Linked DNA regions of Homo sapiens: region 2 is linked to region 1. The links are chromatin contacts, found by Hi-C or POLR2A ChIA-PET in ENCODE. All regions are on one chromosome and are shown on one strand. Each heading gives the region's core, a stretch centred on a gene start or an enhancer-like site at or near the end of the contact. The rest is flanking DNA. Distances are from core to core; before and after follow the strand shown. Region 1 overlaps CGNL1 (cingulin like 1). Region 2 overlaps CGNL1 (cingulin like 1).

The links. Hi-C counts contacts between places; a loop is a spot of excess contacts on that map. ChIA-PET counts read pairs that join two places held with the same protein, here RNA polymerase II (POLR2A).
Region 2: a map of PC-9 shows a loop between it and region 1 (2.2-fold over the local background). The contact joins two enhancer-like sites. A Hi-C loop is called at or near these places in 4 of 168 maps with a recorded cell type or tissue (DLD1, PC-9, endothelial cell of umbilical vein and 1 more). POLR2A ChIA-PET finds 5 or more read pairs at or near these places in 4 of 52 experiments (A673, GM10248, PC-9 and 1 more).

The regions. Positions count from the first base shown.
Region 1 is chr15:57,443,864-57,447,953 of GRCh38, reverse strand. The region is part of intron 4 of CGNL1 (cingulin like 1); the gene reads right to left. Among named protein-coding and RNA genes, the nearest start is that of CGNL1, 69 kb to the right of the region's middle. Within about 2 kb of position 2,770, at least 2 of the 41 ENCODE cell types and tissues checked have a DNase peak (open chromatin) inside an H3K27ac peak, as active enhancers do.
Region 2 is chr15:57,503,785-57,508,070 of GRCh38, reverse strand. All of the region lies in intron 8 of CGNL1 (cingulin like 1), which reads right to left. Among named protein-coding and RNA genes, the nearest start is that of GCOM1, 86 kb to the left of the region's middle. Within about 2 kb of position 1,815, at least 19 of the 41 ENCODE cell types and tissues checked have a DNase peak (open chromatin) inside an H3K27ac peak, as active enhancers do.

The DNA of each region.
Region 1 (4,090 bases), core at 1,521-4,020:
AAAGAGAAAGTCTTAAAGTAAGATTGACGTAGCCAGAAAACAAGACTAATGAATTTGAAAGGTCAATAGAAAATATCCAGAATATCTGATGCCCCAAACATACAACATACACACACACACACACACACACACACACACACACACACACGAAAAGAGAGAGAATAGAGCACAAGAGATATGAGGAACACCATCAAAATTTCTAAGATACATGTAATTGGAGTCTGAGAAGAGCTGGGAGAGACCGAATGTGAAAGAAGCAATATTCAAATAAATAATAGCCAAGAATTTTTCAAATCTGATGAACCTATCAAGTCGAGAGCTCATTGAACCCCAAGAAAAATAAATAAAAGAAAAACCACTCTTAGGCACGTCATAGTCAAAATCTAACAATTGACAATAAAGATAAATTATTAAAAGCACCCAGAGGGAAAAGACACATCACTTTCAAGAGAATAACACTAAGAATGATGGCTGGCTTTCCAATGGAGCCAACTGAGGTCAAAAGACGAATAACGTCTTTAAATTCATGAAGCAAAACAATACTTGCCACACTAGAGTTCCTGAAAACTGAGAGTGAATGACAGCTATTCTCAAACAATGCCCACGAAAAGTACTAGAGGATATTCAAAAAATAGTTCTCCAGGCTGAAGGAAACCAGTCCGAGATGGAAACACAGAAGTACAGAAAGGAATGAACAGCACTGGAAAGGGACTACATCTAAATGAAAGATGTGCGAGACCTCTCTAACAAAAATGACGGAACGCTGCTGAGAGATGCTAAGACATAAATAAGTGGGGACAAAGTTCATGTTCACAAATAAGAACACCAATAATATTAAGACGTCAGTTCCACCAAATTTATCTATGCATTTGGTATAATCCCAATCAAAATTCCTAGAGGCTTTTCTTGGTGGAAGCTGACAAGCTGATAAAAGTTTATATGGAAAGGCAAAAGACCTAGAATAGCTAAGATAATCTCGGAGAAGAATAAAGCTACCAGATCTGAAGGCTTACTAAAGTGGCAGTATTTAAACCGTACGATAGTAGTGTAAGGAGAGACAAGTAGACCAAAGTAATGGAAAAGAGTCTAAGTATTACAGAGGATATATAGCCACTGGAACTGGCATGCTGCACTACCAGGAGTGTAAATTGTTTCAATCACTGTGTAAAATCATTTGGGAACATTTAACAGTTAAAAGTACACCTAATTTACAACCCACAAATTATACTCTCAGATATATTCTCAAGAGAAATGAGTGAGTGTGTTTACAAAAAAAAAAAAAAAAAAAGTAATGTTCAGTTTGGCATTACACCTAGCAGCTAAATACCAGAAATGACCACTAAGAGTATACACTATGTTGACTGATTACAACAGAAAACTACATTTCAATACAAAATAGCTACCAGTATATGCAACATTAATGAATCCTGCTGATATAATGTTGAGGAAATGAAGCCGGACACACGAGAATACTTATTATAATACATATTGTAAAATTTTATGTATGTAAAATTCAAGAAAGGCAAAACTACTCTAGGTGATAGAAGTCACGATATGATCACCCCCAGAAGGAAGGGGGACAATTTATGGGGAAGGAACACAGGAAACCCAGGAAACCTGGGTGATGGGAGTGTTCTATATCTTGATCTAGATGGTATTTGCATGGAAGCAAACCTATGTTAAAAATTCAATGAACTGTATAGATGGAATTTGTGTAATTTACTTTATATAAGTTATACCCCAATAAAACAATATAAAAACAGATATTTGTTGAAGACTTATCTGTTTGCTAAGTTATACCCAAAGCCCCTGCCTCTGTGTTCCCAAGACCCTTTATACATATATTTGTTACAGTGTAATCTACATTACACTAGAGATTATTGCTGAGTCACCGCCAGTGAGATTCCATCCCTCTCTGCATAGCCTGTATGCAAGTAGTAAATAAGTGTATGTTAGCTAAATTGGCTTTCTCCTTTTAGATGTTACATTTCCATAATGAAGAGGGATCTGATTGAAGAGAGTCTATTACAAAATATTATCTCTCTGATCTGAGTATGAATATTAATGGATCTTTTTTTCTTCTTCTTCTTCCATGAAAATAACATGATGATTCTCTCAAAAGGATTTGGCTAAAATCCTACAGTAAAGTGGTTAGAAAACTACAAATAGCTGAGGGGAAGAAATAAAAGTAGGAATCAAAGCTAGAAACGGCGGCATCTTGGCTCACACATCCCTGAATCCAGGTGCAAGTTGTGTGTGATAAACTTGGAATGAGGTACTTCCCTACCTACTCCTGTGAAGATGATTAGAAACACAAACACACAACTTCCAATTTTCTTAGGCAAAATAACAATCCATTTTAGAAACAGAAATCCAACCCAGTGAGGGAAATTATACATTGTTCTTTCCCATACAAAATCTCTACCTGCTTTGCTGTTTTCCAGTATGGTCTCCGTCCCTAAGGGAGAGGGTTCTTACATTCTCTCCTAATCACTTAAGTGACACCGCAAAGATAAAACTCTAAAACCTTTGCCAGCAAGTAATCAGATTCCAAACCTAAGAGGGAGGGAAGAGGAGTAGGAAAACGTGGCAATTAAACAGTCATGGAGCTGTAATAGGAACCTGAAGTCTAAAAGTCTTGGTTCATTTTCTCATCATCTCTTGATTTGGCAGCTTCTTTTGTTGTTGTTTTTAAGAGACAATGACTCATTCTGTCACCCAGGCTGGAGTACAGTGGCACAATCATAGCTCACTGCAGCCTCCACCTCCTGGTCTCAAGTGACTTCTGCCTCAGCTTCCTGAGTAGCTGGGGCTACAGGCATGTGCCACCTCGCCTGGCTAATTTTTTAATTTTTCTAGAGACAGGGTCTCACTACATTGCCCAGGCTGGTCTCAAACTCTTGGCCTCAAGAAACCCTCCCTCCACAGCCTCCCAAAGTGCCGGGGTTACAGGTGTGAGGGACCACACCTAGACAGGCATTAGCTTTTCATTGGTCTCTCTTCCTCTAATCTTACCTCTTTCCAAAAGCCACAAAAGGAATAAACTTTCACAAACACAATGGTATTCACATCTGTTTAAAATCCAACAATGGTAACCCATCCCCTTCCCAGCCCGAAATGGAAACTTCTTACATAACTTCCAACTTCCAATGTCCTTGCTACCAGGCTCTTCCTCAGCCCATCCTGGCTCTGTGTTCCCACTACACTAAATTCCCTCTAACATGGCAACCCATGCCTCTTTATATTTGTCTGTGCTAGTCACTTAACTTAGAACACCCCAGCTTCCCTTCTTCTCACAAATAATTCTATGATCTCTTGGGGCACCATTAGTGTCACTGTCCCTAGAAGGGCTACCCTGACTTACCCAGTTCAGGCTGTTCACCCCTAGTCTGTGACCCACAAGGACAATCTCAACATCAAGGCCAAAGACTGCGCTCACTCTAAGAACAAACAGGTATAATTTACGAGTTAAACACATGCCTAACTCACAACTCAGCAATTTTACTTCTAGGTATATTCTCAAGAGAAATGAGTGAATGTGTTTACTCCCCTCCCCAAACAAGTACAATAATGTTCACAGTAGCTTTATTCCTAATAGCCCCAAACCAGAAATGTACACCAAGAATACACACTATGTTATACAGATACAATGGAAAATTACATTTCGATACCAAAAAAAACTACGAGTACATGCAACACTAATGAATCTTGATGATATAATGTTGAGGAAATGCAGCTACACACACAAGAATACATATTGTGAAAATTTATATAAAAGTCAAGAAAGGCAAAACGACTCTAGGTGATAGAAGTCAGGATATGATTACCTCCAGAAGAATGGGGTGTAACTGATGGGGGAAGAAACCCAGGAAACCTGGGTGATGGGAGTGTTCTGCATCTTGATCTGGTTGAGATTTGCATGGATGCAAAACTATGTTAAAAATTCAATGAACTGTACAGATACAATTTGTGTAATTTACTTTATATAAGTTATACCCCAATAAAACAATATAAAAAGGATATTTGTTGAAGACTCATCTGTTAGCTAAGTTATACCCAAAGCCCCTGTGTTCAAGACCCTTTATATTGC
Region 2 (4,286 bases), core at 566-3,065, 61 kb before region 1:
TGATTCCAATGCCAAAAATCATACAGATCAATATTCAATTTCTTTTTGTTAAAAGATGTGAATTCTAGACCAGATCCCGCTAACAATTCATGTATGATGACGACAGACAAATCATTTAACTTCTATCTGCCTTCACTTTCTCCCCTCTGCAACACAAAAGGGTCAGTCTATCTTGTTTCAATGTCCTGGCCAGCTCTAACAGTCTGGGATTCTAGAATGAACTTGAAGAAGTCAGGCAGCATTAGGTAGTCCTGGAATTCAGTGAGCTAAGATGACTAGAGGTTCTACTCCTACTGCCTCATGTTTACATTTTATTTTCAAATGCTGCCATTTAAACCAGATCATCTGTAACAATGTCCCTGCCACAGCATCCAGAGGTGAGGGCCATTCTCTCCTTATGGTCATTAACCTGCCGTACTTGTAGAGTTTACATATACCTTGCTTAATGAAGATTTTATTTACATCCTGTATTTCTGTTGCCCTGGTGGCAATTTTCTTGCTTATAGAACCACCTAAAAGATACTCCCTTTTAATCATATTCAATTACCCAGTTTTTCCTATGGCAACTCAGTGATTACATAGGTTAAAAATGTCTCTGGTTTTCTTCATAATGTCCTTAGGAAATAAGTCAACATGCTTCCCTTTAAAAAAACTAGTTAAGATTCACTCTCAGAGTGGCCTGTAATTAAAATATAGGTCCAAGACAAAAGTTACGACAATAAAATCCTCATATTTGCTCACAGAATGCATTTGACACACAATAAACCTACAGAGATACTCAACAAGGAAATAAAAATCCTTCTGACCACAACACACTGCAACTAAATAGATGTAGAGCAGTTAAGTGATTTGATTTTTCCGAAACACAACATGCTCCATAGTTCAGGTCTTGACATATGGTATGATTCTGTTTATACAAAATGTCCAGAATAGGCAAATCCATACAGACAGAAAGTAGACTAGTGGTTGACAAAGGATGAGGGAAAGGGGGAATTCAGATGAAAGGGGCTTCATTTAGGGTGATGAAAATGTTCTAGAATTAGATAGCGATGGTGGCTACCCAAATTGTGAATATATAAAAAACCACTGAACTGCACACTGTAAAATGCTTAAAATGAATTTTGTGTTATATGAATGTTATCTTAATAAAAACAAAAGAAAACAAAAAGAGTGCAGGCCTTGGAGTCAGCAGACCTGAATTGGTCCTGCTTGTTCTTCTCGAAACTTCAGTTTTCTCATTATTCTAAAAATGAATTGAGACATTATGCAAAGCACCTAGCAATGTTTCAGACACATAGTAAGACCTCAGTCAATGACCACAATACATTAAGGTTGGGTAGACAACAGTCACACACCCAGGACTTGAACCCGGTTCTCTGACTCCTTGCTTGTGACCTCTGCTAGTTGCTACCAGTTTCTTCCAAGTGGGGGCAGCAGCTTGAGGGAAAATTCCCCAGAGCCAGCCAGGGAAGGGAAAAGGAGGCCCCGAACCTGCCAGCTGGGGGCTTCAGCTACATCCACACACTCACCAAGACTGCATTTCAGGGGCTTCTATGAAACACAGCCTTAGGCCTTCCATTGTGCCTTTGCTTTGTTTTTTTAACACCATTCCTTAGAAAAATTCTTACAAAATGTTCCCCAGTTTCCAGGAGATAAAAGGAGCCTCACATCATATTTATAAGACACCACTTCCCTCACCATGAGAGCCACAGTCTAAGCTAACCTTGTGACCAGCATGTAAAAGTTCTGTTTATAGAACCCAACATGCCCCTGCAGTGCCGTTCGCCTTCAAGGAGCTGCTGGCTGGCGGAAGGGACTCCACCCAGACAATGCCCTGCTTCCAGCGCTCTGCGTCACTAGGAAAATATTGGGGGGTGGGAACCGGGTAAATGCAAGCGTTAGACTCCCAGTTAGAGTCGCTGTCACAGACAGACCACATGGCTTTACAAATGATTACAAATCAGCTTGCTGTCAGCACACACATGTCCAACAGGTTCAACAGGATTTTTGAAGAAAGAAGATAAACAAGCAGCCAAAGGCTCAATCTGGAAGCTCACAGGCCTACTCCAGTCCACAGTTCTGCCCTGCACCCCTGCCCGGAAGTCTTGTTATTTGTGAAAACGGATCCTTCAACTTTCCCATTTTGCTACCATATATCCATAAATGCTGAAAGGGTCTCTCCTGAATTATAAAAATCATGCCATTTTCAGAACTTAAATACAAATGCTGAGGCCAAGAACTTTCAATCCAATGGATGCTTCTCATTAGTGCTTCCTTGCAGCCCCAAACAAGACCAAATTTCCGTATAGAAAGCTGTCAACTTTTCCGTTTGCCCCACACTTCCATGGCCACAGGAGCGATGCTAAGCAGGGACTGGAGAAAGAAAAGGACATGGTCTCGGTAGGCAAGAGCCTGGGCCAAGACTGCTACAAGCGTTTAGGCTGACTCTGGTACCCACAGGGTTAAGACACCTGACAAGAGTGACCTTTATTATTTCCTCCTTTAAAGTAGTAGGCTGTTCCCTGAGACAGAGCTGAGCAGACCAGGCTCCTACAAAGCCCAGAGTGCCCTGGTTCCTCCTTGCAAGGCCAGGCTACCTGGGTCAATAGCCAGCTCTAACTGACTGGCAAGGGGAATGGGGCCAGAATAGAAACGTCCTGATCCTGGTATAGTCACCTGACCACTGTGAGGTTTTGTGCAAGTAACAACTTCTCTAAATCACAGCTCAGCTTTCTTAAAAACAGGGTGGCGTTACGGATCCATTCACTGCACGGATCAAGAAAAATGAAAGATAATGGTGTGAAATGTCAAAGGATGAGTCGCTATATACACAGCAAACAGTGTCCAGGAAGGAATTACTGTGTACCACCCAGAAGTTACAGAGCATAAATCACAGATTTCCTTCTATACAGAGGCCTTGAAGGAGGTGTGGTGACTTTTTGGCCCCCGTCCTCTTAGAGCAATTGTTTCCCAGCCATGCTGTTGGCAAGACTCTCACTCGGTCCCTCCTTTTCTGATGGAGAATAAAATGCCACCCCCTCCCTCAAAAGAGCTGGGACAGACAGAGTGGGAGGGATGGAGTAACCAAGTCTAATCCAAGACCTTCCCCAGGACTGCTCTAGGGCCAGCCCTCATCTGTTTTAAAAAGGAACCATCTTGGGGTGCTGACCAAACAGGCCCCATGAATCACTGTGAGGGTCATTAGTGCTGTTCACCTAATATTTCCAGTTCTTCTCTCCTCCAGGCACATGCAATGTGCTTCCCTGCCCCCTTGAAGTCAGGAGTGGCCATGTGATTAGCTTTGGCCAAGGAAATGCAAGAAGTGGCAGGTGACATGTCCAGGTACAAGCTCCAAGAGCCCATTAATGATCTACCATATCCTCCTCCTACCCCACTGCAGAGATCACCAACACCTGGGTCCCCCGGGGACTCAGGAACAAAGCAACCAACTCCAACCCTGCCATGACTGGATGTGAAGCATGAGCAAGAAATAAGCTTTTCTTCGTTAAGCTACAGAGCTTTGGAGGCTGTTTATTACTGCAACATCATCTAGCCTATCACATCACGTAAAGACCTACTATTATACTTGCAGATCCAGCCCACCTGGCTCACATCCATTAAAAACAAAATCTGGAGTTCATCACAAGCTTCATTCCCAAGGACAAGTGGGGCTGTAACAAGGAAAGAGCCTGGGCTCCCAGAGTCAGATAGACTTGAGTTTAAATCCTGGCTCAGCCGCCCATCAACCATGCAACTCTGAGCCCGTCAACTACCTTTTACTGAGCTGTAATCTCCTCCACTTTGAAAGGGCAATGATAGTACCTGACATACAGGGTGGTGGTGAGGATGAAATGTAATGTGTGTAAAGTACATAGCATGTGGCCAGGCGTGCACTGTGCACTGAGTAGACAGGAGTGATTCTGCTAACCCTCATCATCATTATCATCATCATCACCCTGCTTTCATCAATGATCAGCAGTGAACCCGGAGGCTCTGTTTCCTGCTCTGTAAACTGGAAGAGCAATGCCATGCCACTCCCAGCGTACTCAGCACAATGCCACGCAGGGCACAGGGGGCAGCTGCTCAATAACCGTGAATACCCATACCACCCTGATATGATTTGGCTGTGTCCCCACCAAATCTCAATTTGAATTGTATCTCCCAGAATCCCCACGTGTTGTGGGAGGGACCCAGGGGAAGGTAATTGAATCATGGGGGCCAGTCTTTCCCATCCTAGTCTCATGATAGTGAACAAGTCTCACGAGATCTGATGGGTTTATTAGAGG